2 separate regions of the Homo sapiens genome follow, and region 1 is linked to region 2. A link is a loop called in an ENCODE intact Hi-C map of the cell type or tissue named here. Cell type or tissue: ascending aorta. All regions are shown on one strand. Each heading gives the region's core, and the rest is flanking DNA. Links, peaks and the distances in the headings are about the cores only.

What was found. Peaks named below come from ENCODE experiments on the same cell type or tissue, not always from the same donor. Only the 100,000 strongest peaks of a DNase experiment are listed, where the experiment ranks them.
Region 1: a loop joins it to region 2, with 2.9 times the contacts of the local background. A loop is called at or near these places in 2 of 110 quality-filtered maps.

What each region holds. Positions count from the first base shown.
Region 1 is chr2:75,138,374-75,154,728 of GRCh38, reverse strand. The region is part of intron 1 of TACR1 (tachykinin receptor 1); the gene reads left to right. TACR1-AS1 (TACR1 antisense RNA 1) reads right to left here and starts at 411. Exons shown (of 4, transcript NR_168010.1): 1 at 158-411. In ascending aorta, for the core only: no CTCF peak of the experiment used is centred there; a DNase peak (open chromatin) is centred at 7,528.
Region 2 is chr2:74,839,278-74,855,632 of GRCh38, reverse strand. HK2 (hexokinase 2) reads right to left here. Exons shown (of 18, transcript NM_000189.5): 2 at 1,178-1,340. Among named protein-coding and RNA genes, the nearest start is that of HK2, 13 kb to the right of the region's middle. RefSeq lists an enhancer at 5,538-5,677 and a silencer at 10,037-10,331. In ascending aorta, for the core only: no CTCF peak of the experiment used is centred there; DNase peaks (open chromatin) are centred at 6,209, 10,012, 11,562 and 12,010; H3K27ac peaks cover 5,350 bases.

The sequences.
Region 1 (16,355 bases), core at 3,653-11,652, 300 kb before region 2:
GAGAAGACAAGACAGTTAGGAGACTCCAGCCACAGTCCAGGCAACATGCACGAGGGCCTAACTTACAGTGGGGATGAAAGGGAATGATAGCTGGGAAACCCTCTTCAGAGGGAATCACCATGGCTCATTGGCTGACAGGTTGTAATTTCTCACTCACCTGTGCTGGGTTAGTGCTGAATCTCCACTGGGTTTCTTCAGAGAGTGTGTGTGTGTGTGTGTGTGTGTGTGTGTGTGTGTGTGGTGGGTTAGTGCTGAATCTCCACTGGGTTTCTTCAGAGTGTGTGTGTGTGTGTGTGTGTGTGTGTGTGTGTGTGTGTGCGTGCGCGCTCTTGGCTGATTATCTCCCTGGGCCAAACTTCCAATTATAAATCTCCCGGAGTGAGTGGCTTCAGCAAAGCAGTCCTTCCTTGTGACATGCTCAGTCTGGAGGTTCTGACTACTCCCCCATGAGCTCTGTAGGGGAGCTGTTTGTTGTTTGGGATTTTCAGAAACAGGATTTTCCTGCTTGGGCAGCAACAGCATGACCCTGAGTGTTCAGATCCCGAGGGAGCCAGGAGCCGGGAGGAAGGCAGCAGCAGGCTCAGCTTCCTGTAGGCCAAGCATTGCTTTGGGCAGTGAGGGGGGCATCCAAGTGAACTTTAGTTGTGCACAGCAAGCCCCACACCCCCGCCCTTCAATTAATCAGTGAGCCAGCAAGCTGGGCCTTTACTGAACTCCTATAGTGAGGCCAGTTTCCTTATCAAAAGTGAATGGCCTCATGGAGAGACCTCAGTCCCACACCCTGAATAAAGCTCAATAGTGCTGCCCACCATCAGTGATTCCAGGAAAAAAAATTTAATGAATCTGATTAGAATACTTAGAGTACACTGATGACCTGGAATTAGCTTGAATAGGAAGAGAGGATACGTGAGGAATTAAATCCTTGCACACAGGAGTTAAAACCACCTCCTCCCTTTTGCATCCCTGGTTGGTCCACCTGGATCCTCTGTCTTCACAACTTAAAAGGGTTAGCAGCCACATGGAAGGAAACAGGGAATGTGCCAGGTGAATTTCAGAAGTTTTGCCATTGCTTCTCTCCAAGTTGTACACAATTTCAATAATACTCTAAGAATTAAGAGATGTATTTTAATGGGTTTTTTTCCTGATCCTATAAACAAATCTTAGGTCATCAGATCTGGAAGAGACATCAGACCTTATGCTCTGCTTCCCTTGTAAAACTGAACGCCTTTAACAGCACAGCTCAGAGTGCAGTCAGTCAATATTGACATTTCACAAGAGAGGTCAATAATTCTCAGCAAGTGAGTAGCTGGTTCTAGCTCAGTCACCCACTTAGGTGTCAGGACTATCTTCTGAGAAGCAGTCTTTCATAACATCCCACTGAGGCTTGGATGCCTTCAGAAAAGATTTCTGACAATTCCTGTGCTTTCTTGCCATAGCATCTTGTTAGACTCAGTCAAGGTGATTGTGTATTGTTCCTACCCTGCCCTCTGCTGAGCTTTTGCCTAAAAGAACTCTTATAAGAAGTCTTAGGCTGGTGCAGTGGCTCACGCCTGTAATCCCAGCAATTTGGGAGGCCAAGGTGGGCAGATCACAAAGTCAGGAGTTCAAGACTAGCCTGGCCAATATAGTGAAACCCCATCTCTACTAAAAAATACAAAAATTAGCCAGGCGTGGTGGTGCACGCCTGTAGTCCCACTACTCGGGAAACTGAAACAGGAGAATCACTGGAACCCAGGAGGCAGAGGTTGCAGTGAGCCGAGATTGCGCTACTGCACTCCAGCCTGGTGACAGAATGAGACTCCGTCTCACAAAATACCAAACAAACAAACAAAAAAGAAGTCTTGGCCCCATCTTTCTTTGGAATTAATAGCCTTTGATCCACCCACTAGAAATGGTAGAGTGAGGTGTACAGTCTATTCTCCTAAGGAACAACCCCTTAGCAGTGAATTTCTCTAATGGGAATGCATTGGGGTGACTAAGAGAGCTGTGATCTATACACCTGTTTAGTGATATTTATCAATCATTTATTAAGCATTAATTGAGCATCTACTATGTACCAACTGTTAAGCTTCCTGTTTTCAGATTTAGAAGGAATCAGACATCTGACACTTTAACTCTCAGCCTCGGAGCATGTATTAGTCCATTTTCACACTTCTGATAAAGACATAACTGAGACTGGGAAGAAAAAGAAGTTTAATTGGACTTACAGCTCCACATGGCTAGGAGACCTCAGGATCATGGGGGGAGGTGAAAGACACTTCTTACTTGGCAGCGGCAAAAGAAAATGAGGAAGAAGCAAAAGCAGAAACCCCTGATAAAACCATCAGATCTCATGAGACTTATTCACTATCATGAGAACAGCATGGGAAACACTGGCCCCCATGATTCAATTACCTCCCCCTGGGTTCCTCCCACAACACGTGGGAATTATGGGAGATACAAATCAAATTGAGGTTTGGGTAGGGAAACAGCCAAACCATATCATTCAGCCCCTGGGCCCTACAGATCTCATGTTCTCACATTTCAAAACCAATCATGCATTTCCAACAGTCCCCCAAAGTCTTAACTCATTTCATCATTAACCCATTAACCCACAGTCCGAAGTCTCATCTGAGGCAAGACAAGTCCCTTCCACCTATGATCCTGTAAAATCAAAAGCAAGCTAGTTACTGCCTAGACACAATGGGGGTACAGATATTGGGTAAATACAGCCATTCCAAACGGGAGAAATTGGCCAAAACAATACAGGGCTCATGCAAGTCTGAAATCCAATGGGCAGTCAAATTTTAAAGTTCCAGAATGATCTCCTTTGACTCCAGGTCTCACATCGAGGTCACAGTGATGCAAGAGGTAGGTTCCCATGGTCTTGGGCAGCTCCATGCCTGTGGCTTTGCAGGGTACAGCCTCCCTCCCAGCTACTTTCACAGGCTGGTGTTGAGTGTCTACAGCCTTTTCCAGGTACATGGTGCAAGCTGTTGGTGCATCTGCTATTCTGGGGTCTGGAGGATGGTGGCCCTCTTCTCACAGCTCCACTAGGCAGTGTCCCAGTAGGAACTCTGTGTGGGGGCTCCAACCCCACATTTCCCTTCCACACTGCCCTAGCAGAGTTTCTCCATGAGGGCCCCACCCCTGCAGCAAACTTTTGACTGGGCATCCAGGTACTTCCATACGTCTTCCTAAATCTAGGCAAAGGTTCCCAAATCTCAATTCTTGACTTCTGTGCACCTGCAGGCTCAACACCATGTGGAAGCTGCCAAGGCTTGGGGCTTGCATCCTCTGAAGTCACAGCCCAAGCTGTACATTGGCCCCTTTCAGCCACAGCTGGAGTGGCTGGGACACAGGGCACCAAGTCCCTAGGCTACACACAGCACAGGGACCCTGGGCCAGATCCACAAAAACACTTTTTCCTTCTGGGCCTCTGGGCCTGTGATCGGAGGGGCTGCCATGAAGGTCTCTGACATGACCTGGAGACATTTTCCCCATGGTCTTGGGGATTAACATTAGGCTCCCTGCTACTTATGCAAACTTCTGCAGCCAGCTTGAATTTCTCCCCAGAAAATGAGTTTTTCTTTTCTATCGCATAGTCAGACTACAAATTTTCCAAACTTTTATGCTCTGCTTCCCTTATAAAACTGAATGCCTTTAACAGCATCCAAGTCACCTCTTGATTACTTTGCTGCTTAGAAATTTCTTCTGCCAGATACCCTAAATCAGCTCTTTCAAGTTCAAAGTTCCACAAATCTCTAGGGCAGGGGCAAAATGCCACCAATCTCTTTGCTAAAACATAACAAGAGTCACCTTTGCTCCAGTTCCCAACAAGTTCCTCATCTCCATCTGAGACCACCTTAGCCTGGATTTTATTGTCCATATTGCTATCAACATTTTGGGCAAAACCATTCAACAAGTCTCTAGGAAGTTCCAAACTTTCCCACATTTTTCTGTCTTCTTCTGAGCCCTCCCAAACTATTCCAATCTCTACCTGTTACCCAGTTCCAAAGTCGCTTCCACATTTTCAGGTATCTTTTCAGCAATGCCCCACTCTACTGGTACCAGTTTATTGTATTTGTTTGTTTTCACACTGCTTATAAAAAACATACCCAAGACTGGGAAGAAAAAGAAGTTTAATTGGACTTACAGTTCTACATGGCTGGGGAGGCCTCACAATCATGGCAGGAGATTCACTGGTACCACTTCATATATGGTGGCAGCAAAAGAAAATGAGGAAGAAGCAAAAGCAGAAACCCCTGATAAACTCATCAGATCTCATGAGACTCATTCACTATCACAAGAAAAGCATGGGAAAGACAGGCCCCTATGATTCAATTACCTCCCCCTGGGTCCCTCCCAACATATGGAAATTATGGGAGATACAATTCAAGTTGAGATTTGCGTGGGGACACAGCCAAACCGTATTAGAGCATATGCTTATTAAAGTTCCTACCTCACCAAATTGTAATTAAATTATAGCATGTTTCTCTTTTTCACTAAATTCTGAGCTTTTCAAGGGCAATTCAATGTCATTCACCTTTTTAAGCCTTATTCCTGGCAAAGTGTCTGGTGTTTCATAATGCTTAACAAATAGAGTTTGTAGTGAATTCACCAGCACATCAAAAAGCTTATCCATCATTATCAAGTCAGCTTCATCTCTGGGATGCAAGGCTGGTTCAACATATGCAAATCAATAAAAGCATAATCCATCACATAAACGGAACCAGTGACAAAAACTCATGATTATCTCAATAGATGCAGAAAAGGCCTTTGATAAAATTCAACACCGCTTCATGCTTAAAAACTCTCAATAAACTAGGTATTGACGGAACATATCTCAAAATAATAAGAGCTATTTATGACACACCCACAGCTAATATCATACTGAATGGGCAAAAACTGGAAACATTCCCTTTGAAAACCGGCACAAGACAAGGATGCCCTCTCTCACCACTCCTATTCAACATAGTATTGAAAGTTCTGGCCAGGGCAATCAGGCAAGAGAAAGAAATAAAGGGTATTCAAGCAGGAAAAGAGGAAGTCAAATTGTCTCTGTTCGCAGATGACATGATTGTATATTTAGAAAACCCCAACATCTCAGCCCAAAAACTGCTTAAGCTGACAAGCAACTTCAGCAAAGTCCCAGGATACAAAATCAATGTGCAAAAATCACAAATGTTCCTATACACCAACAACAGACAAGCAGAGAGCCAAATCATGAGTGAACTCCCATTCACAATTGCTACAAAGAGAATCAAATACCCAGGAATAGAGTTAACAAGGGACATAAAAGATCTCTTCAAGGAGAACTACAAACCACTGCTCAAGGAAATGAGAGGACACAAACAAATGGAAAAACATCCCATCCTCATGGGTAGGAAGAATCAATATTGTGAAAATGGTCATACTGCCCAAAGTAATTTATAGATTCGTTTCTATTCCCATCAAACTACCATTGACATTCTTCACAGAATTAGAAAAAAATACTTTAAATTTCATATGGAACCAAAAAAGAGCCCGTATAGCTAAGGGCTGGAGGCATCATGCTACCTGACTTCAAACTATACTACAAGGCTGGAGGCATCATGCTACCTGACTTCATACTATACTACAAGGCTACGGTAACCAAAACAGCATGGTACTGGTAGCAAAACAAACACATAGACCAATGGAACAGAACAGGGACCTCAGAAATAACACTACACATCTAAAACTATCTGATCTTTGACAAACTTGACAAAAACAAGCAATGGAGAAAGGATTCCCTATCTAATAAATGGTGCTGGGAAAACTGGCTAGCCATATGCAGAGAATTGAAACTGGACCCCTTCCTTACACCTTATACAAAAAATAACTCAAGATGGATTAAAGACTTAAATGTAAAACCCAAAACCATAAAAACCCTAGAAGAAAACCTAGGCAGTATCATTCAGGACATAGGCATGGGCAAAGATTTCATGATGAAAACACCAAAAGCAATTGCAACCAAAGCTGCAATTGACAAATGGGATCTAATTAAAATAAAGAGCTTCTGCACAGCAAAAGAAACTATCATCAGAATGAACAGGCAACCTACAGAATGGGAGAAAATTTTTGCAATCTACCCATCTGACAAAGGTCTAATATCCAGAATTTACAAGGAACTTAAACAGATTTACAAGAAAAAAACAAGCAACTCCATCAAAAAGTGGGCAAAGGATATAAACAAACACTTCTCAAAAGAGGACATTTATGCAGTCAACAAACATATGAAAAACAGCTTAACATCATTGATCATTAGAGAAATGCAAATCAAAAACCACAATGAGATACCATCTCAGGTCAGTCAGGATGGTGATTATTAAAAAATCAAGAAACAACAGATGCTGGAGAGGCTGTGGAGAAATAGGAATGCTTTTACATTGTTGGTGGGAATGTAAATTGATTCAACCGTTGTGGAAGACAGTGTGGTGATTCCTCAAGGATCTAGAACTAGAAAAACCATTTGACCCAGCAATCTCATTACTGGGTATATACCCAAAGGAATATAAATCATTCTACTATAAAGATACATGCATACGTATGTTTATTGCAGCACTATTTACAGTAGCAAAGACATGGAACCAACCCAAATGCCCATCAATGATAACTGGATTAAAAAACGGTGGTACATATACACCATGGAATACTATGCAGCCATTAAAAGGAATGAGATCGGCCAGGTGTGGTGGCTCACAACTGTAATCGCAGCACTTTGGGAGGCCGAGATGGGTGGATCATGAGGTCAGGAGATCAAGACCATCCTGGCTAACACGTTGAAACCCCATCTCTACTAAAAAAATACAAAAAATTAGCCAGGTGTGGTGGCACATGCCTGTACTCCCAGCTACTCCTGAGGCTGAGGCAGGAGAATCGCTTGAACCTGGGGAGGCAGAGGTTGCAGTGAGCCAAGATTGCACCACTGCACTCCAGCCTGGCCTACAGAGGGAGACTCTGTATCAGAAAAAAAAAAAAAGGAATGAGATCATGTCCTTTGCAGGGACTTGGATGAAGCTGAAAGCCATCATCCTCAACAAACTAACACAGGAACAGAAAACCAAACACCGCATTTTCTCACTCATAAGTTGGAGTTGAACAATGAAAACACATGGACACAGGGAGGGGAACAACACATGCTGGGGCCTGTGGAGCAGGAGGGGAGCAAGAGCATTAAAACGAATAGCTGATACATGCGGGTCTTAAAACCTAGATGGCAGGTTGATAGGTGCAGCAAACCACCATGGCACGCATATATGAACCTGCACATTCTGCACGTGTATCCCAGAACTTAAAGTAAAATAAAAATTTTTAAAAATACACTTTATAGGGATGGATAAAGGATGAAAGGAATGTGGGGATAAACCCATTATGTTATGACCACTTGGTAGTTGTCACTGGAATGTTCCCACTGAGGTTCTGGGGAAATATCAGCCCTATGGCCACACAATAGGAGTAAAGGAAAATTGAAATGTTAGCTGGTTTTGGCCATGTGCCAAGCATCTCAGGGTTCTCTTTGGTGGGGGCATTTTCCAGCTAAATTCTGGGAAGGAACATGGTGTTTATTTAAGTGCTGGCATCTGCTTAGACAAACAGGAAAATATTCTGCCACCTAACTTGACTGGAACAGGAATCCTACTCACCGTCTGATGGCTGAAACAATGCACAGTATTGCAAAACATTTCAGATCAGTTGACTTCCCCCAGCAGCTTAGTTTGCATCAGTGTAAATGCACACAGCAGATTGTGTTTCTGTGTTAAAAGGGTTACAGAACCCATCCTGGAATGAAACACTGGGACCACAGAAGAAGTGATGGGGAAATTGTTCAAGGCCATTATTTCAGTGCCATCATCATTAGCACATTTCATGTTAAAATATTGCCTGGAAGATCACCAGAACCAAAAATAATGCCATCTGTTTGTATAGTGGTTTATAGTTTAAAAAGCATTTTACAGTCATTATCACACTTTTTTACTGCAACTGCAACTCTATTTTATAGATGAGGAAATTGAGACTCATTAGGGTTTGGTGACTTCACTCAGTAACTAGTAGATTCCACATGTGCTGGCTCCTCTATGGTTATTAGCATCACAAGTAACGCAATAATCCTCATCTCCACTTTGGTACCCCCACAGCTGCAATGAATTAAAGCTATTCTTGCCATTGTGACCAGTAATCTCCTAGAAGCCAAATACAGCGGACTCTTCTTCATCCTTATCTTGCCTGATTCCTCTGTAACAAATGACCACATGGGCTACTCCCTACCTTTTGAGGCTGTCTTCTTTGGTTTCTAAGATGCTGCTGGCCGGGCATGGTGACTCATTCCTGTAATTCCAGCACTTTGGGGGGCCAAGGCTGGCAGATCGCCTGAGGTCAGGAGTTCGAGACCAGCCTGGTCAACATGGTGAAACACTGTGTATACTAAAAATACAAAAATTAGCCAGGCATAGTGGCACATGCCTGTAATCCCAGCTACTCAAGAGGCTGAGATGGGAGAATTGCTTGAACCTGGGACGTGGAGGTTGCAGTGAGCCAAGATTTCGCCACTGCACTCCAGACTGGGCGACAGAGAGAGACACCATCTGAAAAAATAGAAAAAAAATTTTAAAAAGGTTCTTCTCTCTCCTGGTTTTATGCCTTCCTCCTATGTCTTATACCACCCCTCCTTTACTGCCCGCTCTGTCCTGGCATTCCTTGTGAATGTTAATATTCTCTAGGATTTGATCTTTGGCCACTTTCTCTTTGCATTCCCCACAGTGTTCTGGGAGATCTTATGGCTCCAACCACTCTACAATAGTAACTCCCACATCTCTGTCGCTGGATCTGTAATTCAAATCTCCCTACGGAATTCAAAATATATATCCCATCTACTTTCTGCACCTCTCCACCTGGATCTGCAATAAGAACCTCAAGTTCCACACACCTAAAAGTGACTGTACTAGAGTATTCCAACAGTGCAGTATTAGGTCTGCCCATTCAGCAGCATGTAATGCTTCTTTGCTTACTCAAATTTCTATTTCTTTTAGTAAAGGAATATTTGACAGTTTCATTCATATAAGTCCCACATATTTCAGTACGTGTTTATGTCTAGATATTATATACTCTCATGACCATTGTGAACTTATTTCCATTATATTATGTAAATGGCTATGCTGTTATATAGAAAAGTTATTGATCTTTAACACATTTGTTTTGAAACCAGCAGCATTCTGAAATTGAATTTGTCTTGTTTTTCAGTTGATTTTCTTTGGTTTTTTAGATAAGCTATCATCTACAATAATTATAGTTATCTCCTACTTTACACTATTTATATCTTATTCCTTTTTCTTGTCTTAGTTGCATTGACTCGCATTCCTAGAACAATGTTACTACTAATAATAATGGTCATTACCATAGTTTCTGACTCACAGACAGACCACTTCTATTTTTCATCATTGCATTTAAGATATTTTCACCATTAAATAAAATATATACACTTTATTTAATTAAAGACATATTATTCTATTTCTATCTTATATTAGAAGTGATGATACATTTTTATTAAATGTCTTTTAGTCATCCAAAGAAATGATTATAAATTTTTTCTCTTTTGATCTAATCATACAATAAATGATATTAACAGTGAATCATCTTTATGGTAATGCTTTTTCTAGAAAGGATCCATTTAACTTAAAATCTTATTCCGCTCAGGCTGTGTTAATACATTCCAAATGTATTGATTATTGTATTTCTTTCTAAAATTCCTACTATACTCTATTTTATCTCCTAAACCTACCCCTCATATCTCTTATATTTTACATATTATATTCATCTCTATCTTTTGCTTCTTGGTTTTTGGGGAACTCCTCAAAGTGGACTTTCAAATCATCAGTGTCATTTTCTGTGCTATCCAATCTGTTATTCATTGCTACCACTTCCAGTTAAAAATTTGAAATTTAAAATTTGAATTCACAAATTTATAAGATAAATTCACATTTAATTTTTTAAATGTTTAACAGTAATATTTCTGATATCAGTTTGTTAGTTGTGGATAGAATGAGTGCTTGAATCTCAAGTCTCATTGATAATATGAATCAGTTTTCTTTTTGGTTATGTCTCACTTTTTGGAATAAGCTTCTTTTAGTGGAAAATATTTGCTTTGATTCTTCGGATGAGTTTCTTCAAACTGCTAAATCATTTCATAGACCCAGTGATTTTTCTGTTTATCCATCTTTCCTGAGAAAGCACTGTATGTCCATGGTTCCAAGTTAGGATCATTTCTCTATGAGGCTGTGGGGATGCTTATTCAAATCTTATATCCAAGAAAAAGAAAAAGATAAATTTGCAGCTTCAGTTTGTGGCAACATAGTTGGCTGTGAGGAGCAGGAAGAGGCCACAGTGAAAGGCATCTGCACCAAAGAGAACTCATGTTGTGCTGAAGGATTCCTTCCAGTCTATCGTGAAGTCCACTTTATCTCAGAAGCCCACAGGCTGTGCCCACGCTTTAATTATCACACCTCTCCAGTCCAGGGAGCTCCATCGATCAGCTCCCACTGAACTTCTGTATACTTATGTAAGACCACACTTATTGTCCCAGTAGTGGCCCCATGGAGTCTGGACCCTACGGCTGAAAGTTAGGAACATTTGTGCCAAGTTAAAGTTCCCCATGATCGTGGAAACTAGGAAAATAATTACCAAGGAAAACAGTCCTGTGGCAGGGAGCTTCACTGCTAAGCAGGTGAGGAATTGATCCTCCTCCTTTGTTCTATGTACCAGCATTAGAATATTCCCTCTACACGCTTGGAAGTTAGGGAGGTTACACTATGTACCCCGTTCACCCACTGCCTGAATCAACTTTTCCTTCATATGCACAGAATTGGGGGCAGTGGGCTCATCAGTCAATCCAGGCCACTAGCACCACATTTCACAATATATCAGGCAATACAATGCTGTGAGTAAGCGTCCAGTCTCCAGAGCCAGTCTCCTTGGGTCCAAATACTATTAGGTTGGTGCAAAAGTAATTGCGGTTTTTGCCAATTTGCTTTTATTTTGCACCAACCTAATATCACTAGTCATGAGACCGTTGGAGTTAGTAATCTTCCCTGTGCCATAGTTTCTTCATCTGTAACAGGAGGACAATAATAGCTCATCAGTGCAGCTTAGTGACAGCACCTCCTTTATGGAATACCATGAAAACTCAATTAGCTAATAGATGCTGAACATTTCAGACAATGCCTACACACAGTAATGCTCGATCAGTGTTAACCAATGCAAAATAGTGCCAATACTTCTGGTTCGAAGAAGGCATCCTTCCCTGATGTTTTCTTTTTTTATAAATTTCTTTGGACATTTCAATGGAAGGAAGACAAGAGCTAAAGCTGGAAGAGTCATATTTCCATCTTGTTCCAGAAGTTCTAAAGTAATGTTTTTGAAAAGAAAACATGGTCAAAAATGTTTTGAAATGAAAATATGTCAAGAAAAAGTAAAATTCAAACTTGTTAGCAGTATCAGCAAGGCCAATCAGGATCCAGCCTGCTTTCTACCTTTTCTCTAACCCTGTCCTCGCTTGCACCTCAGACTATAGCCCAACCAAACCTCCTGGGTTCATTGTGGCAGCTCACACCACAGGGCCTCTGCTCAGGTGAGGCCTTCCTCCCTCCCTTGTTAGCACCCCATGCACCTAACTTGCTTGTCTGTAATTCTGAGGGCTCACTTCAGATATTACCCCCTCTACAAAGCCCAGAATCACATCAGCTGACCCCTCCTTGGCATCCACCCTGCACCCAGAGCAAAGTTCTCTATACTGTGTCTGTGAGACCTTACTCCACAACTATCATGATTGTTTCAATCAATGAGGGAGCTTATTAAAAGTATAGATAATGGCTCTGGAAGATTCCAATTCATTAGGCCATGGGTAGAGCCCAGGAATCCATATATTTATAAAACAACTGGGATGATTTTGAGAATCAGCCGAATTTGAGTTAATAACACACACCCTCTGATTTGATTGCCCTCTCCTCTGGTAACCTTCCCTCCCAGCTGGTTAACCTGACCTCTCCTCTGGTAACCTGCACTCCCCTCTGGTTAGCACATCCTACTCTCTAACAGCCTGTAAATTCCTTATTTGTCTTATCTGTCTTATGTCTCCAGCACCTTGCACAGTTCCTGGCACTCAAAAATGTGTTCATAAACGCATGAATAACTGAATGACCTCTTCCCTCCAGTGGATTAGGTATTTCTATCGTTATTATTCATTGCTTTTACCCACCACATTTGATTTTCAGAGACTTAACTGAAGAGCTTATAAGAGAGACAGGAATAATTGTTTCTGGTTTGGCAACATACACTAGACTTGTTTGCCAAACTTACTGCGAACCTTCTGCCTTCTTGAGAAAGGAGGCCCAGGGGATAAGAGAGGCTATTGTGAAACAACCTTCTCCTGAGACCTAAATATTTGGCAACTTTAATCCTGGCATGAGAATTGGCACAAGGAATGAGAAAATGGAACACTCAGAAAGTGTGAGCCGACACCTTAAATGGACTTAGTGGCGAGCTAGCCAGAAGGTGGAAGCAGAGGCTGGAGGCTCTAGGATTGAGCTTCATCTCCTCTCCACTCACTGCCTCCCCTCCAGTTGGTTTACTTTAGGCAAGGCATTAACTACCCTGAACTCTGTGTCCTCCTCCATAAAAGAGGGCTGAAAGCAGATTGTCACAGAATCATTTGAAATAGTATACATGAAAGATCAAGTAGAGTGCAATAAATGTTTCCTTTCTCCTTTCTGTCACATCTCAAGCTGTGGCCTAGAAAACTGTAGAACAGTTGAGAGAAGCCAGCTAGAGCCCTGGGGTTGGACTCTCACAGTAGGGCAGATGTGGGGTATGAAGCTTCAGGAAACCAGAGAGAGTCTACTAAAGCCCAGTCCCAGGTATGAAAAACAGAGCAATGAAATTTGACCCTCTTGGAATATCCAAGAATCCTCATGGGATTTCTGTAACACATTTTGAGCACATATAAGTCCTTTTTGGGGAAAGAGCCATGCCTCATTCATCTGCGTATTTATTCCTAGTACCCAATGGAGTGCCTGATATAGGACCAAGAAATATTTGTAAATTGAATAGTGGGTGGACAAAGGCATAGCTTGGTACCTTCTCTCACTAGTTTCCTAGTTCTTTCCTAGTACCATCCTCCAAACAAAGCTTTGAGTTTTTTTTTTTTTCCTTGCCTCCATGCCTGGATGTGGTTAAGCCAACCAGACAGAGCTGTAATTCCTATGCTCCTAAGCTTCAAGGCTTCCAGAGTCTACATAGCTTCCCTCTGCATGGCAGCTTTGAGCTTTCTGCTGTTAAATAAAGTTGTAAGTGTTGTAAAGCGGTTTCATTAGGGAGGGTTTTATCTTGGAGAGGCAACAAGTTCTGTTCAATGGAATAGGGAAAAGTTAACATTTAAAACTCCAGCTATTTTCTGAGGATGGTGGGTCCTGTTATGAGTTGGCTTTGTTCTGCTGAGACCATATAAATGTGGATTTGCAAACTGGAGGAGCTAGAAGATCCCAAATACTAAAGGAAGAATGGCTTCTAGCTTCTGAGGTAATACTAGAGGGAGATAAGAGAGGAAGAGAGAGAGCTGAAAAGATTATATGTGTTGCCCAATGAGACCTTCCTGAGGTCTCTAAATACCCAGTTCTTAAGAGACTCACCAGCTTTTATGGAAGTTTATAAAAGAGAGAGTTTTGTAACCATGTTAATGAGAAGGAAAAAAGACATAGTCTCCAGTATTTTGAACTAGTCACAATGGGACCCATCAAAAGAAAAACAATAAGAATTCTCACGTATCATGGATAGGGCTTTGGGCTTCATCAAGACTGTTAAACTGGGAGTTTGAGTCAGATTTATTCAGACCATTGGAGGGGCCAGAAAGAGACATCTCAAGTGATACCTGAGTCTTCTGAACTTGATATTATTCTAGACACCACAAGGAATGCATAATTCACACACAACCTGGTCCTTTTCCTCAAGGAGCTTACAATCTCATTGTGCAGACAAGATATAAAGCCACTGGGCAGCATGCCCTCAGGATGCATTTTAATTTCAACAGATAATGATGATGGAGAAGATTAGAGAAAGGCCTCAAGGAGGGCTTCTTAAGGGGCCACCCTGAGTTGAGTCTTCAGAGGGAGATGACAGTATTTGGTTTGGCAGAATCCCAGGAACAGCCTTTTCAAGAACTCCCTGACAGCACCTCTTGAAACAGACGAATCAGGAACTACCCAAGACAAAAGCAACTCCATCCACTGCTCATTTTAAGCACATGCCTCACATGATCTGCTTGTGTAAACTTTGCAGGCAAATTTGATTTCCTTAAAATCATTTTTCCAAATGTACATTTACCTGCCTTTGCTTTTTTTTCAAAAAGTAAAACAAAACTTTTCTGCCACTTCCAACATTCCACCCTCATTTTCATTAGCCCCTTGCCTTTCTGAATTAACTTGAGTGGGAAAAGGTGTGTACTTACATCCACCCAGCCTCCTACCCCTAAAAATACTGTCTACATTCAATGCTAAGGAAAGGAGGCTACTTTGAGAATTTCAGAGTAGTAACTTCCAAAGGCTAATGGATGAATGTGAGTATTTCCATTCTCATTGTGGCCAGGAAAGATAGAGATAATCATACAGTACCCAGAAAATGACTGCTTCATATGATGAGGCTTTAATTTCCATTTTAATGGAAACATGTTCATTTAAAAGAAAGAAAAGCAGATTTCTGAACTATGTCTCCTCTCTCCGTTAACAACCTGGATGTGCACCTAGAATTAATGAGCTACATTTTTATTTCTATTTTGCTAAAGAGGCTGACCAGGGCTGTTGCATTACCTGATGTCTAATCTTTCCAGTGCTCCTCTCACGCCTCCCCTCACTGTTTTCCCCCTTCTGAATGCGATGTTAGTATTTTGGCTTTGTCTCAAATAAACTTACAAGTCGGGTTTTTATTTCTCCCCAACGGAGCCTCTCAAATCCCTTATCTTCAGCTCAACAGGAAGGAGATTACTTTGTTACCAGAATATTGAACACTGATGATTTACATGTTTATATGTTGGGAAAATAAAGCTCTGACATATTCTACTTCCTATACAACAGTTCCTAATTCTCTATGTAGAGACCTAGTGGCTTAAGGGCATAGAAAGATGCCACTGTCCACTGAGCAGCAAAGAAAGGACAGCTAAGCCCGTGTTCCAACGGAGCTGACCATGTGCATAGCTATACCTTCATGGCTGCAGTGGGGAAACCAGCCAGCATAGATTCTCCTTTGCTGCTCTCATTTTAATCAAAAAATTGCAGATGCTAAAGTCAGATAGCCTGGATTCAAATCCTGTCTGATCTCTGATCCTAGCCTGAGAGGCCTGTTCAGATTCCTCCTCTGCCCAAATTCCTTGCTAGCAGTGTGACCTGAGGCAAATGACTGAATTGCTTTGTGCCTCCGTTTTCTTAGGGGTAAAATATGGATGGTAATACCTGACTGATGGAGCAGTTCATAAGAAATGATAGCTATGAAGAGTCTACATGATACCTGGACAGCCCCATTGGTTAAATATCCTATATTGAATGCTTAAACAAATGTTAATTTCATTTCCCTTTCCTTTAGAAGCCTTAATTAATATGTTAACTATTTAGTACAGAGGTCAGTAAACTATGGCCAGCAGATCAAATCCATCCATCCTTTATGTATTTAATTTATTTTATAATAAATAAAATAGATCCCCTTGTTGCATGTTCTCATGACCGTTCTTTTTCATAGGACTTACCACAGTTGTAATTGCACAGGTATTTGTAGGTTTAGTTAATTGCTATGCATCACTCTCATAAAACTGGAGCTTCCTGAGAGGAGGGGTGGTATTTATGATCTCTTCCTCTGTGTCCCAGCTCCTGCCATAGTGCCTGGCTCTGATAGGTACTCAGTATTTGAATGAATGAATGAATGAATGATTGAATGAGTAGATGAGTCTCCAGGCTACCACCCAGCCATGGATCAAGACTACATATTTGACCAATAAGGACAGAGCCAGGAGAGGCAGATCCCCCAGTCCTTGACATGACGACCACCCAGCAGAAGCTTGTTTACCATGGTATGTAATAACATACCACAGTCCAAAGCTTCATCAGAACACAACCACATCAACTGGGTGACACTCCCACCTGGATGGGCCTGTTCAAACATTTCCTCAGTTTCGAGTCAAGAAAATGGAACTTCTTCATGGAAAGAACCAATTCAGCCCTGTAGTGTATTTCTATAATACTTGAGTAACCACCACCTTCTTTGGGAAGAAGGCAAGAGTCCAGGCTAGGTAGTTTTATTCATGGGTCGAAAGCAAAGTTTCA
Region 2 (16,355 bases), core at 5,685-13,684:
ATCCACTGGACCTTTCCAACTTGAATCTCCACCGTGATCCTTTTTCCCCTGCCTGATTAAATCACTTGCTGGGTGGTGTACCATAAAATAAGGATTCTGGGCTGGGTGCGGTAGCCACGCCTGTAATCCCAGCACTTTGGGAGGCCGAGGTGGGCGGGTACGAGGTCAAAAGATATAGACCATTCTGGCTAATGGAGATCACGCCACTGCGCTCTAGCCTGGGTGACAGAGCGAGACTCCATCTCAAAAAAAAGTACTCTGTATCCAAATAAGATGATTAAACAAAGCTTAATAGGTTTGTATTGCAGGACTTCTGAGCCTTTAATTCCTTAATATGCACTGTGGCAGCGGGCGCGGTAGCTGTAATCCTAGCACTTTGGGAGGCTGAAGCGGGCGGATCACCTGAGGTCAGGAGTTCGAGACCAACCTGACCAACATGAGAAACCCCATCTCTACTAAAAATACAAAATTAGCCGGGCTTGGTGGCACATGCCTGTAATCCCAGCTACTCCAGAGGGTGAGGCAGGAGAATCACTTGAACCCAGGAGGCGGAGGTTGCGGTGAGCCGAGATCGCATCATTGCACGCCAGCCTGGGCAACAAGAGTGAAACTGTCTCAAAAAAATATATATATATGCACTGTGACGCTCCATACTTTGTCCAAGTCTATTTGGATTTCTAGTACTTTTTACATGGGGCTCAAGAAAAAAATCTAGGTCAATCTGCACTACACTGTCCCTCCCACATGCCTACACGGCGTCCGGCGTCCCAGTTAGAGCATGCACAGGTGAGCCACAGAGCGGCTCCCACGGCCTACAGTTGTGGCCACGTGAGGTACGTTTGTTGTAGTTCATCACCATCACTGCGTGCAATCTCAGTGGGACCATAAAATGCCAAACTGAGCCAAGCAGCCTTTCTCAGCACACAGGTAGAAAACAAATGGCCAACAGTGATGCCACAGTAGGGCTGACAAAGGTGCCCTCCCTTAACTGCCAGGACTGCCAGCTTTTCCCAAGCTTCCTGTCCATCCGTCACACAGCCTTCCATTCAATTCCCTGGATGCTTCCCTTAGCCAGGGTTGGTTTCTGAGGCTTTTGAGTTATTTGGGTCCCTGAGCAAAGCCAACTAAATCACCCCTGAGTAACGCAGCAGCTAGAGCCATCCCCCAGATGCAGTACCTGTCCCATCTGGAGTGGACCTCACAAAGGTGGGCAGCATCTTCACTGCTGCAGTAGGGTGAGTGGTGGCTCCAAGCCCTTTCTCCATCTCCTTGCGGAACCGCTTAGAGATCTCCAAGAGGGTCTCATCAGAGAGGCGCATGTGGTAGAGATACTGGTCAACCTGAAAAAGGAGGAAGACAAGAGCAGAAACCACTGGTTAAATAAATTATGGCATAGGTGTACGTCATGGAACACCACTCAGCTCTTCAAAAGAACAAAATCTGTTATGTACAGAAAGTTATTATTAAAGACCATTAGTAGGAACCGATTTGACAGGACTTTGTCTTAAAAAAAAAAAACCAAAAAATTAAAATTATAAAAATAGACCTAATTTTTGGAGAACTGGTGCATACCTGAGGAAAGGCCTATTAGGACAGAGGAGAGTTCTTTTCAGAATGGTTGAGTCGGAAGGCCTGTGACAACATCACTGGAGCCAGGGTTCATTACCCTCATCTCTTGTTCCCCCAGCACCTGACATGGCCAGTCACAGCAATCCCATTGCCCCTCACCCTAGGCCAGGTAGCCATCACCTTTTTCCCGGACGCCTACAATCCCCAGTTCCGCTTTTACCTCTTCCATCCACTTTCCACACCCAGCCAGACTCCGCTGATCCCCGGCTTTCAGGGCTTTCCATTGGAACAAAGCTCAAAATCCTTTCAGGGCCCCACATGATCGGGCCTCTAGCCACCTCCTAATCTTTTTATCTTTTTTTTTTTTGACAGGGTATCGCTCCAGTTGTCCAGGCTGGAGTGCAGTGATGAGATCTCAGCCAGCCTCAGGTGATCCTCCCACCTCAGCCTCCTGAGCAGCTGGGACTTTCAGGCACGTGCCACCATGTCTGGCTAATTTTGTTGTTGTTGTTGTTGTTGTTGTTGTTGTTGTTGTTGTTGTTGTTTTGAGGCTGAGTCTCACCCTGTCACCCAGGCTGGAGTAGAGTGGCGCAATCTCGACTCACTGCAACCTCTGCCTCCCGGGTTCAAGCAATTCTAGTGCCTCAGCCTCCCGAGTAGCTGGGATTACAGCGGTGCACCACCACACCCAGCTAATTTTTGTATTTTTAGCAGAGACAGGGTTTCACCATGTTGTCTAGGCTGGTCTCAAACTCCTGGACTCAAGCTATCCACCTGCCTCGGCCTCCCAAAGTGCTGGGATTAAAGGAGCGAGCCACCACACCCGGCCCCACCTCCTAATCTTATGGTAAGGTCTGGACTCTTTGTGTAGATTCTCTCCCTGGTTCAGTTCCCCAACTTCCCCAACTTGCCCATCCCTGCCTTGGAGCTCACACACACAGGCCCTCCAGGTACATGCCCTGACGATCTGCTACCACTCCTTCAGGCCTCTCTCTGTAGAGGCCTCTTCTCATCCTCCAGATCACAACAGCCAGGCCTCCCTGTTATTCTAAGAACTTGAGCTTTTCCCTTCGCAACACTATCCACAATTTGGAACTAAATATTTATTAGGGTCCAAATCATAAGTACCAAAGGCTAGAACAATGTCTGCTTGTTCACCTTTGCATACCTGGAGGCTGGCACGGTGCCTGGCACAATGGAGAGGCTCTATGTAAATGATAATGCAGCCTCTGTGCTCATGCGGAGGCAACTCTCCCTAGTTCTTTCACTGATCCTGTTTCCCACATAAATTCACATGAACTTTTCCCAGATTTAATACCAGGAGAATGAGAAGCATCAGATAACTCTCACTCGTTTTTTGTTGTTTTTTTTTTTTAATCTTTTAATTGTTATTTTTGAGACAGGGTCTTGCTATATTGCCCAGCTTGTTTCCAACTCCTGGAATCTACCACAACCTCCAGGGCTGTGGGGCACTAGCCCCCCACCCTCCATCCCACAAGCTGGGTCTCTGATCTCTGGTTCCTACAATATCTGGGAACCAAGGTGCTCCTGAGGAGGCCTGGGCCTCCCCAACAAGGACATTTGAGGCTCCCCAGGAGGAAAAAGGGTGCAGCTTCAGCCTGACACTAGACAAGGCCCCTTTCTTTTCAGTGAAGTGTCAGACAAATCTCTAGCCATCTCCAGTGACCCTAGTTCAAGGGTAACTCTGACCACCCTGGAGGCTTCCCACTCCAGATCCAATGAGACACTGACTGGCCCAGGAATGCTACATTACAACTTTCACATCTCAGGGCTAATGTGCAAAGTCTGGGGCTACCCAGACCAGAAGCCAATGCGAGGCCACATCCAGGAAAAGCCTGAGATGTCCTCATGGGCAACTGTAATAATGGCAAGCCCTCACGTGGCTCCTGCTTTGTGCCAGATCCTATTCTCCGGGTTTGCTCCCATTAGTTCATTTCATCCTTAGAACAGCCCTCTGAGGTAGGAAGTGCCAGCATCTCTATTCTACAGAGAGGGGAAGTCACACAGACACGAGGGGCCACGTTTGGCTTGATAGAGAAGTTTGGCTGGTCTGTGCTCTTGTCCACTCTGCTAGATGACTGCCCCCTGCCTGCCTGGATACAGCAGGGTCTATACAGGTCAAACAGCATTGCAGGGAATGCAGGCTGTCCATATCCATTAAAAGGCCATCTTCTATTCCAGTCACCTCCCAATGCAGACATGAACAGCACGCAGTGGAGAGTGAGGCACACAGAGGTGACTGAGCAGGTCTGGGGCAGCAGACATGTCTCTGAACATTGTCATGAGGGTGACACCTGACAAAGACACTCTCACCTCACTACTTTCCCAAAGAGAAGAGAGGCCCAGAAGCTTCTTGGTGCCCCCGCCCCACCTCCACCCTCTATGGAAGGCTTCAGGTGTTTGCAAAGGGCACAGGAGTTCCTGCACTGAGGAGCTGAGCCTGTTCCACCTCATTAAATGGTCCTATCATCATGTCCAGAAGCATGAGGTTATGCACACAAAAAAGCAAATTCTACGACAGCCAATCTTAGTTTATCTTCGATGTTTAAACTGTTTCAAGACATGTTGGAAATCCAGTCAGACACTTCTCATCCTCAACCCTTGAAGAATCGAGTTAAACAGTCACCCTTTATCCACGTTGCCTTTTGCCCCATAGATAACCATCTTCCACATGTTCAATGACAGATGAAAACAGTAATGGGGTGATGGTTACAGCGGCTAAGCATTCCTCAAGCATTTCTCACCTGTCAGGCACTTCCGGCTTTCCTGACCTGTTCTCCATTGTCTTCGTAAAACTTCTGCACCTCCGTTTTATAGATCACTTGGGTAATGAGGGGCAGAGATGGGATTCCACAGAGGTCTGTCTGGCCCCACTGCCAGGCCGTCAGGACAGCCACCCTCGCCTGTCCTGTGGGCCCCTCTTAGTGTGGATGGGCACTCCCAGCCTGCCCTGTGGTTTCTTGGATGACCCTGGGACCTTATTTTCCTCTCCATCACATGAGGAGACTAAGAGAGAAGATATGAAACAGCTGTGGATATGAAACAGTGAAAAATGTCCAGGCCAGTAGCTTGGCCCAAACTTCCCCTCTTTCACATCAGAGCTCTTTGAACTCTCAAAACTTGAGAACAGATGGCACCAGGGCATGATGATGTGTCCACTCAGCTTATTAGGGCCACTCAGGAAGGGATAATTAATAATCACTTAATGCCACAGTTTCCTAAACACACCAGTGGAGCCCACCCAGCCCTGGTAGGCACTGCTGTGTTGGTAGCCAAGGGAAGCAGAAGTCAGAAACAAGAAGCAGCCACCATACAAAGATGATTTTCCTGGATTGAGAAGGAGATGAATGCAATTTTCAGAATCTTGCCAACTTTCACCCACAGTGCCATCAGTGGGAGGGAGCACCAGGCCCAAAGTCAAAGGAGAAAGCCAAGCAGGTGATAGCAGATGTACACACAGCAGTGGGACTGCAGCTGAAAAGTATTCATCCATAGAAAGGAAAGGCCCTTAGGGTAACTAGTTCGAAAATCCCACTAAACATAGTATTCGAATTTATCTAGTTTGTCTCTCTCCACCCAATTGATAGTCATGTGGCCTAGGTTTGAATACTTCCAAGCCTGAGAGGCTCGCTATTTCTCTAAATTCCATTTTTGAACAGCTCTACTTGTTTCAAAGAGTTTCCTCAATCAAAGATAAATCTGCTTTCTGATACTTCTGCCTAATCTCCATTCTGTCACTTGTGATAAGAGTTTCCAAACTTGCTGCACATCAGAATCACATGAGGAGCTTTTAAAGAAAACAGTAAGAATTCCAAGGATCCATTCCAGACTAACCAAATGACACCTCTAAGGCTGGGGCTCAAACACCTTCCCCTCTCCTCTGGGAGGTTTCCAATATGCCAATAACGTGATCGTGGTTGGCCCTGTTCTGATCAACACTGCATATCACTTTTCTGCCTGGAATCTTTGAGAGTCGGTGGTTAAGATATTAGGCCAGGTGTGACCCTGTGAAGTAATCCTGTGTTGATCCAGCCTGCTGGGAGTTGGGAAGACAAACTCTGCATTTGTTTTTAAGAGATGTAAGTTTCTGGATACTATCAAAGCAGACTCATTCAGGTCAACCCTTGATTTGTAGCTGGTGGTGGTGAAAGGAGTGCTCTGGCATCAGAAACACCAGTATGCAAATCCTAGTGGTAGCGTTCGTACAGGTGTGCGACATTAGAGGACTCTTCATCTGAACCCCAGCTTCCTTGCCACAAAACAGGATGAATAGCCCCACATGACAGAGTCATTAGCATAACTGTGGGGACAAAAGAGTTCTCTATCACCCCCCCTTTCCTTCCACCCCTTCTTTCTTCTAAAGCTTCTCTCCACCCAGGGTCACCTTCAGGCAATCACAGACATTTCTCAACCCTCCTTAGTCACAAAGCAGAGGCTGTTTCCCCAAACTATTCCTTCTCTTTCTGTGATGGGCATGGACAAGGCTGCTTCTCTTTAAATCTCTATCTGGGAGAGGAGGAAAGGAGGAGGGGGCATTCCAGGCTGGGGAATCGGAGGCAGGCCAGAGCAAAGCCTGGCTGAAGAACGGGTTACCTTCCCGTCTGCCTGCCAAGCTGCCAGCCCAGGAAGCGAGGGCGTGTTAGACAGAGATAGCACTGTTAGTTGATATTTCTTCAGCAAGGGTTAGATCAGAGCTTCCTCATTGGGTAATTTTGGTCAGTTTCAGTTTTTCCCATAACATACCAGTCTGACATGCCCACTTCCTCTACAGAATTGGGGTTGGTGTCAGGGGAAGCCCTAAAGACAAATTAACCCCATACTCTCTAGGAAATAAGATAATACCCAAAATGGGAAGCCATTAACACCCATCCCCTTAAGTACCTGCATTTTCCTCCAGACCAGCACTTAAAAAAGGAGAGGAAATTGTGTCACTGTCACAAAGCAACAAATGGAGAGAACAAAAGGGGACATTCATGGAGGCTCCACTTCGAAGTATGCAGTGTGCAGGGTGGGCCATACACAGTCCTGGCCAGGTATGGGGAAGCCCAGGAAGGAAAGGCCTGGAGGTGACTGCAAGAAAGGGATCTCAGAGAAACCAGGCCCATCGGGGAGCAGCCTCGACCCAGGTCACACAGTTGAAACTAGAATCTGGATCACCTGGATGAATGTCAACCCTTCTGGCCCAGAAGCGCCCATCTCATTCTGCAGGCCCAATGCAACTGAAAGACTGGTGCCACTGCCTGGATCCTGAGCCCACCCCATCTGGTCCCTGTGGGAACCTGGCCTTGATCAAATTATTTACATCCAGAAGACAGCAATATTCCAATTTTGACAGTTTTTATATGAAGTACTACAGATCCTACCTTGAGTAAGGTACTCAAGGGTTTTAAAAGGGAAGTGTAGACGAAACGAAACCTTAAATTTCAATGTCTAAGTCTGTAAGATCCGTATCATTCAATCCCTGAATCCTGACTACTGTTGCAACCCCAGCATCTTCCATGTTATGGCATTTATGGAACAGCTATTAAATACAAAGCACTAGTGTACAGAAACATAATTTTACAAGAAATTAATTCTGGAAATGAATAGTGGTGGTAGTTGCACAGCAATGTGAATAACACACTTAATGCCACTAAATTGTACACTTAAAATGGTTAAAATGGTAAATTTTGTGATTAATATTTTATTACAATTCTTAAAAATTTTAAGAAATCAACAGCCCTGCTCTCTAGGACTTTATATCAAAGAAGCTGGCTCATATTATAGATCAATGAGTGTCTCTAGAATGCGTGGAGAGATGAGTCTTGTCTAATAAGAATGTCGGGCACAATACAAGGCAGCCCATGGGAAGTGTCACAGATTTAAGTGGCCTGAGAGACTGGCAATCAAAGGGGATACTTTTGGAGCTCAGCCACCTTAGCAGATAAATGCTTACCTAGAGACAGCAGTGTGAAAAGGCTCAGGAGGCATGGGCAAGCCCCTAAGACCCTGGGAAATTACCAATTCCAGGAACAGAAAGCTCCTCACCTTCACAACATTACATTAGCTCCCCATGAAATGCTTCATAGGTTTAGTTCTATCACTTTTAATCAAGGGCTCACAGGAAAGACTATAAAGACCACTGCACCAGGTAAAGCTGCTGTGTCTTTCACTAATGCTTCCCTAGCCATTCAGTCCCCAGTAAGGGTTAGTGTCAGGAGAAAGTCTGGCTGCCCAGACACACTGTGCTACCTGTTATAGGCCGATGGGATGAAAACGACTGACTCAAAGAGAACTAACTATCCTTTTTGCCTTGACTGTCAGGAAGCTTGGAGCTTCGTCAAGTTTGTTTAACTTTAGAGACAGAGTCTTGCTCGGCTGCCCAGGCTGGAGTGCAATGACGCAATCATGGTTCACTGCAGCCTCAAACTCCTAGGCTGCAGCCTTAAACTCCTGGGCTCATGATCCTTCCACTGCAGCCTCCCAAGTAGCTAAGACTATAGGTATGCACCCTCGTACCCAGCTGATTTTTTTAATTTTATTTTTTCTGTAGAGACAGAGTCTCACTGCGTTGTCCAGACTGGTCTCAAACTCCTGGCCTTAAGCAATCCTTCCATCTTGGCCTCCCAAAGTGCTGGGATTACAAGCATGAGCCACCACACCTGGCCTGTCAAGTTTTTCAGTAATCATCTCGCCAGTTTGATGACTCTCGTTCTAGAAATCTTTTTACTGAAAGCTGAACCAAATCACTAAATCCTTTTAGTAAGCAAGCAGAAAATACATAATACATGAATAAGCAAATGTTCATCACTTGTGTCTGCAGGGCACACCCTCCTGGTAGAGGGCTGAATTCAAGTGATCACATAGGATAAGAAAGTTACTCCACAAGCATAGAAGCATCAAAGCAAAGGATGCAGGATGCCTGTGGCACAGCTGAACTTTGTCTCCCCAGTCTTGGGATATTTCTAATTGATTATCTAGAACCGTCTCTCCAGGTGCCCTAGATGACCACAGCTAAAAATCCTACCTTTTAGTTTCTAGACCCTAGAAGACCAACTGATTGAACTTCACCTTTCTTAACATGCATGTTCTTGTCCTGAAGATACAATCGGGTCATCTATATATTAGGTCAACACTCCTATTTGGCCCCTTTGACAGAAACTTAGAAAGGACCATACCTTCTGGAAGTCAGGGGCCTTATTATGACTACTTTCGTCTGCTTTAAATCAACCACAGTCAAAACAGGGTGGTGGGATGGGCACAGTGGCTCACACCAGTAATCCTAATACTTTGGCTGAGGAGGATCATTTGAAGCCAGGAGGTCAAGGCTGTAGTGAGCCATGATCACGCTGCTGCACTCAGCCTGGGCAACAGTGCAAGACCCTGTCTCTTAAAAACAAAAACAAGCCAGAGTGGTGCAAGAGATAGTATACAGCAACAAGAATGCACCACCTACCACTACATGCAACCACATAGATGAATCTCAAAATACAGTAAAACACTGGCTGAAAAATGCCAGACACAAATGGCATCTTTTATATCCTGTATGAGTCTATTTATATTAAGTACAAAAACAGACCTATGCTGTTAGTCAGGACAGTGATTACACTTGATGGTGGTGGTGGGTAGGAGAACACGGGGCTGGTTCAGGTAATGATCTGTTACTGGATCTGGATGGTGGTTACCTGCTGCTTTCAGTTTCCCATGTGCATTATACTTCAATTCAAAAGACGCTGGAAAAAAAAGGCAGGTTGCACTGACTTGGCCCAAGTTTACCCACTATACACAGTCAAAGAGCCAAAGAAGATTAAAGAGGTCAAAAGAGGCCAAACAAAGAGAGATCCATCATTTAAATCTGGCCACACAAAGACTTCCAGTGACTCTGTGCTGACACATGCTTGCAACTTAATTTCAAAAGAATTTCATATTTTTGCATTATTCCTTTGCCAGTGTTTTACCACAACTCTCTGACAAGGAAACCAAGACTTGGAGAAGCCTCCCCAAATCACAGGCCTAGTCCCTGAAGACCCATAGCATCCAGTGACCAGCCGAGTGCCCTAACCTAGGGCACAGGTGTGCCCACCCTGGGAAAGCCAAGCAACTGCTGTCAGTGACCTCATTAATAATAATGCCCTCACAGACTCCTCCTGGGAAGGCTGAGGCTGTACAAAGAGCAGCAAGTTTATTCTACAAAGTTGCCAGGGCAGGGCCAGATGTTTCTGATAAAAGAAAAAAAGATGAGCCGGGGGGAAGACACACAGCAGAACATGGATTCTGTAAGTCTCCTGTCCTCTGAAAGCCCATGAACCGAAACTCAGATCTCCTATGCCACTTCTTCAGATGGGACAAGGAACTTGTCCTCGCCAGGGCAGCCATGCCACCTCAGGCCAATGCCAGCTCTGACACACTGCAGACTCACAAACCCGAGGCAGCGGGTAAGCGCAGAGCTGACCAGGGAGGCATACGGGCCACTCCTCCAGGATCCTGTTGCAGCGGTTGTGAGTCACAGGGCTTCCTGTTCTTCCAGTTCTCAGTCTCAGCTGCATCAAGTTACAGCCAGACAGACCTTAGGCAGCAGCACCTGTCCAGGGTCCAGGAGATGGGCATTTGGGACACCCGGCCCAGGGTCCTCCTGTCCTCAGACATTCTGTTCTGACTGCGGAGCAGCAGAGCAAAGGGGGATTATGTCCCAGATGCATGTGACCCTGGCACAGTTCACCTGCCAACAGATATTGACTGAGTGCCAAGTTGAGTGTGCCAGGGCTGGGCACTGAGGATACTGGGATAAAGGAGACACCAGCCTCTGCCAGGAAGGGGCTGAGTCTATTGGCAGAAGACAGATACATTAACAAGTAATTACAAACTGACAGGAAGGGCAGAACAGTAGGCAGTTTCCTTTACATTAATAAAATATGGATTTACAATCACTTAAATCACATACATCAATGTGAATCTGAGGAGTGTTTGTCTTGAAATGGTTAGAAATGTGTATGTGTTGGCCTCACTGCCCAAAATGTCCCCTCCCCTTGTCTAACAAACTCCCACTGACCCTCCATAGCCCAGCATAAATGGCCTCTCTGCAGTCATAGCAGCAGCTATCTCAATACTAGGATATAATAGGTGCTCAAGAAACCTTTGTTATAGTTATACACAAGGGGCTATGGGAACACCAAAGAGAAAAGTTGACAAGTAACTTGGTGAAGGGGAAGAGCTGGCTACTCCCGACTGACCAGGTGCTCTGTGTCGGGCCTTGCTCTTCAGGCTGGCGCCCACACTGCATGGGATCCCCGCAGCAGCATGGTTTCCTCCCAGTCCACCTGTCTGCCCTGCCTAGGATGCTAGGTCCCTAGAAGTCAGACTCTGCCTACCCCTCGACAGCCCCAGGCCAGGGACCAGAATCTGCCTCTGAGCCTCTTGCCCCACAGTGGCATCTGAACTCCCCACTCCTGTCTGCTGCCAGCGGTCCACTTGCTGGATCAAATACCTCTGGGTCTGTCCCAGTCTGCCCCATCCACCCCAAGATCACACCCACCACAGGCAAGGTACCCACACTTCCCTGCTTACCCAAGACAATCTCAGTTTACACCTGTGGTCATGGCATAACTACTGATAGTGCTTTCCTCCATTTTCAAAAGCGGCCCAGTTTGGACAATTAGGGCATCCCCCTAGATACAGCTAAGTAAATCCTGCCTTTGATCTTGGGAAACTGACACCTAAAATGATAAGAGTTCATGCTGCACAAACTGTGTTTTAAAAAAACATGATGGGGATCAAGAAACTGGGTTCCAGATCTGGGGCTTATCCTATGTGAGCTTGGGCTGGTCCCTTAGTACACAACATCTGGTTTCCTTAACTGTAAAATGAAGGGTTTGTTTAGACTACATGGTCCCAAAGGTCCCTTCCCAGCTGATACCTGACTCATAACCCCATGAAACTGAAACATAAGTGAAACTGAAACATAGTTGTCCCAGCAGCTTTGTGCTGGGGGTTAAGGGCACTGGCTCTGGAGTCACATTGCCTGGGTCTGGATTCTGGCTTGCCCTGGGGCAAGGTACTATCCTATTTTGTGCCTGGTCTCTTCATTTGAATAATAGATAATAACAGGACCTACCTGGAGGGCAGCTTGAGGGTGGCCTGAGTTACTACACACAGAGCTGATGGGAAGAGGCTACAGGACTTCATGGAGGGGACTGAGACAGAAAAGTTTGGGAGGAAACAGGAAGCAGGAAGAGGAAGTCCCTCAAATGGGAAAGAAGGAAAAGTGGCAGTTTCGAATGCCCTCATTTAACCCTAATTAAAGCTGTCAGATGGTTCATCTGGCTTTATTCCTTCAGACAATATGGAGATGCCAGAAGGAAGGGATTGGGAAAAAGGCCTTTTAAGAACATGGACCACCTCCAAGCATCCAGGGCAGAAATGGTGGAAAGGCAGGAAGGCTGAGTGGGCAGGAGGTGGGTGGGCCCCAAGGGCTTCCAGAGCCAGTTTCTCAGAGCCTGACTCACTCTCCTGGTTAACGCTGAGATAAGATTTAACCAAGGCAGGAAAGAATGTCCGGGAAATGCTTAGAGATCCATCTGCAAACAAAATGAGTGACCACCCCTAAAAGAGGGCAGCATTTTAGGGGAAATGAGATTCTCTGTTCACAGGAACAGGGCCAAGACTCCTGACTCCTGACGTGGATAAGGCAACGGCTGTTCAAGAGGTGGGATGGAGGGTATGGGTTGCACATGCAGAATCCCCCTGGGCTTCGTGAAGAACCCAGGGCACCCTGGGCTCAGCAGGAAGGAACACACTCAACAGCCCAGGGTCTGTATATGAGGGGCAAAGAGCTGACTGCCAAATCCCAGGATGCCCAGGGAACCTCACCCAATCTGCCGAAAGAATGTGAGAATGGCCATTCCCTTCTGTGAAATTCCAGGGGTCGGTGGGGCCAAACCTATCATGGCGGGTCCTGTGACTCTTCAGCACAGGGCACTGCAAATGATTTCCCCTGTGGAAAGCCAGGTCTGGGAGAGATGTGAGGATGAGTGAGCAAGTATTTAACTGACAAACTCCACAGCAGAAGAATATGAAATCCCAAGTAAGCAGCCTCCACAATGCCCTCTGAAGCCTCTGCTCTTCTCTGGGTTAGTTACCGGGGAGACAGAGGTTAGGGAAAAGGAGCTGGAACTAACCCTGTGATCATTCAGCACAACTGTGTCTCCTGCGACATCGCAAGGATGCTTCAACCTGAAGTGCACTAATGTCCCAGGCATCCCAGAGACCTCGAATGGGGGAGCCACCTCTGTAGAGGACCAGAAGAAAAGCAATTTAGAGGAAGAGCTTAAGGATGGATCTCCTACGCCCAGGAAAGAGAAGGTTTTAGAAGCACGGTGGACGCATCCTTCTTCCCTGGCTTCAGGAACTTTCCATCCTTCTGACTTCTCTGTCCTCTGATTCAATCCAACGTCACACAGAGACACAAATGGACCTGAAACCACTTACTCTAAAAGAAGCTCTTGGGAGTTATCCAGGGTAAAGCAGGGCCTCTTTTTGCTCCTGTCCAGGCGGACGGTGCAGTGGGACATCTAAGACTGTGTCTCTCCCTATGTACAGATGCTCCGACTTACAATGAGGTTATGTCCCGATTAGTAAGTCAAAAATGCATTTCGTACACCTAACCTACCATCGAACACAAAGCCTATTTTACAATAAAGTGTTGAATATCTCATGTAATTTATTGAATACTGTACTGAAAGTGCAAAACATAATGGTTATATAAATACTGAAAGTACAGGTTCTACTGAATGCGTATCACTTTTGTGCCATTGTGAAGTCAAAAAAAAATCAAGTTGAACCATTGTTAAGTACCAATACTTAATACATAAAGCATTGACTATATGTCAGGCACAGTTCTCAGAGCTTGACACCTGTTAACCCTCTTTCTCTTTCATTCTTACAACTACTCAATTAAAGTGTTATCCAAACAATCTTTGCATTTTATAGGGAAAAGAAACTGAGGCCTAGACAGGTAGAGTAACTGACCCAAGCTCACACTGCGTGTTATGCAGAAAGCCAGAGTTCAACCCCAGGGAGCCTGACTCCAGCTCATCAAACAGCCTCTCCCAGTAACTGTCAGGCTGTCCCTCAGTGGATGTCACTGGCCTACCTCCTCTGCTCCCCAGCTCAAGTGCCTTCTGAATTTCCATTACACCAGCTCACATGCCTGTCTTGTTGGGAAGCCTGGCTCATGCCCAGCCTCCATGGAAACTACAGCAGCACCAGGGTGAGCATCTTCCAAGGGCAACTGACTAAACTCCTCTTGCTGGCTTTCTGGAGCACTTGTATTGCCCACATTTCTCTGGTTGAGAATACAGAAACAGCAACTAGCTCCCGTTCCCTGGAAACCTGCCCCCCAGCAAGGAACTGTGGGCATCTGCAGACTGCTGTGAACTGTAGACCTCATCTTAAGTTCGTCTTTTGTAGAAGCCCATTTCCCACCATGACGGTCACAAGACATGGCACACTGTTGACAACTCAGGGCTCTGATCCCAACTAGGGCTACTAACTTGCTGTATGACCATCAGCAATACACCTGAAAACTGAAGGGGGTGGCAGGGATGGACCATGTTCTTCTAAAGCAGTTTCTCAAATTTGACACTGTAGACATTTTGGGCCAGGTAATTTTTTGTTGTGGGGAGCTATCTTGTGCATGGTGGAATATTCAGCAACATTCCTAGCCTCTGCTTACTAGATATCAGTAACACACACTCACCCAAACCTGCCTCTGCTTACTAGATGTCAGTAACACACACTCACCCAAACCTTTGTGACAACCAAAAATGTCTCCAGACATTGCCAAAGTCCACTGGGGTATAAAATCACTCCTACTTGAAAACTACTGCTCTAAATGAAGAATTTTAAAAAGATAGGCTTTGTCTCTGGAAATTTGAGTAAGGTGGAAATTCTTGCTCTTTATGATAGGCTGGGATAGCCCCTCACAAAAAACGTATCTGTCCCAAAATGTCAATAGCACCAAGGCTGAGAAAACTGCTTTAAAGATAAGCAGAAAGAGCCACTCCAGCACAAGGAAGCATGGTGTGTGATCCACAGAGTGTGATATGAAGACGTGTCCAGTGAGCTATGGGGATTTAATTTGCCACATCCCAACCCCCACAGCTTTTTTTTTTTTTTTTTTTTTTTTTTGAGACAGAGTCTTGCTCTGTCGCCCAGGCTGGAGTGCATTGGTGCGATCTCAGCTCACTGCAAGCTCCACCTCCCGGGCTCAACTGATTCTCCTGCCTCAGCCTCCCAAGTAGCTGGGACTACAGGTGCCTGCCACCACGCCCGGCTAATTTTTTTTTTTTTTTTTTGTATTTTTAGTAGAGACGGGGTTTCACCGTGTTAGCCAGGATGGTCTTGATATCCTGACCTCGTGATCCGCCCGCCTTGGCCTCTCAAAGTGCTGGGATTACAGGCGTGAGCCACCGCGCCCGGCATAACCCCCACAGCTTTGAAAAGGCAAAGACAGACTACGTACAGTGTTGGAAAACAAACCAAACCTGCTGACTTCAAAGCTCAACGATGATAATGAGGAACGTCTTATCAAGATGTGGTCTTTTAAACCGGAAGTATCTGAACAAAGGAAGCCAGTTTTCTGGGGCTCCAAGTTCTTTCAGTTCATCAGATCTCCTTACTCCCATTGCCAACTGTGGTTTGTGTTGCTCTGATTCCCCCCTTGGAAAAGGACCTCCAATTGCCCCAAACTCCCCAGAGTACTGGAAAAGTTCAACTTTGAAAAGTGATGTTTAAAAAAAAAAAAAAAATGCCTGGCGCGGTGGCTCACGCCAAAGTAATCCCAGTACTTTGGGAGGCCTAGGCAGGTGGATCATGAGGTCAGGAGATAAGACCATCCTGGCTAACACAGTGAAAAACCCCATCTCTACTAAAGATATAAAAAAATTAACCGGACATGGTGGTGGGCGCCTGTAGTCCCAGCTACTCGGGAGGCTGAGGCAGGCGAACGGCAGGAACCCAGGAGGCCGAGGTTGCAGTGAGCTGAGATCACGCCACTGTACTCCAGCCTGGGCGACAGAGTGAGACTCCATCTCAAAAAAAAAAAAAAAAAAAAAAGGCCAGGCGCAGTGGCTCACGCCTGTAATCCCAGCACTTTGGGAGGCCAAAGTGGGCAGATCACGAGGTCAAGAGATCGAGACCATCCTGGTCAACATGGTGAAACCCCATCTCTACTAAAAAAAAATTAGCTGGGCATGGTGGTGCGCACCTGTAGTCCCAGCTACTTGGGAGACTGAGGTAGGAGAATCACTTGAACCCAGGAGGTGGAGGTTGCAGTGAGCCAAGATTGTGCCACTGCACTCCAGCCTGGTGACAGAGCGAAACTCTGTCTCACAAAAAAAAAAAAAAATTGACTTTGGCTGAGCTCAGGGGAGTTAATTCATTCAAAGGTAGAGGAAAAAGTGCTTCTTAGCTCTCTCTGAAATGTAAGTTTGGCAATATAAAACAAACGGATGGTTAACAAAAGCTACAAAGTATTCCTAACTACCATCAGTTGTCTTCTGAGCAGAGAAAGGGACAGAGTTAGGTTACCAAGATGTTACATATTGAACAAATGGAGTGAATTGTACCTGTCAATGTCAGTTTGTCCAATCAAAATTAACATAGACAAAAATAATATTATTAAGGTTTCAATCAGCAATTTACTCTTGATACTCTAATCCCATACGTGCGGACTAATGGCACGTGGTAGGTGTCCAAAATGTGCCAAGGTTCCTTGAGGCTCTAACTCC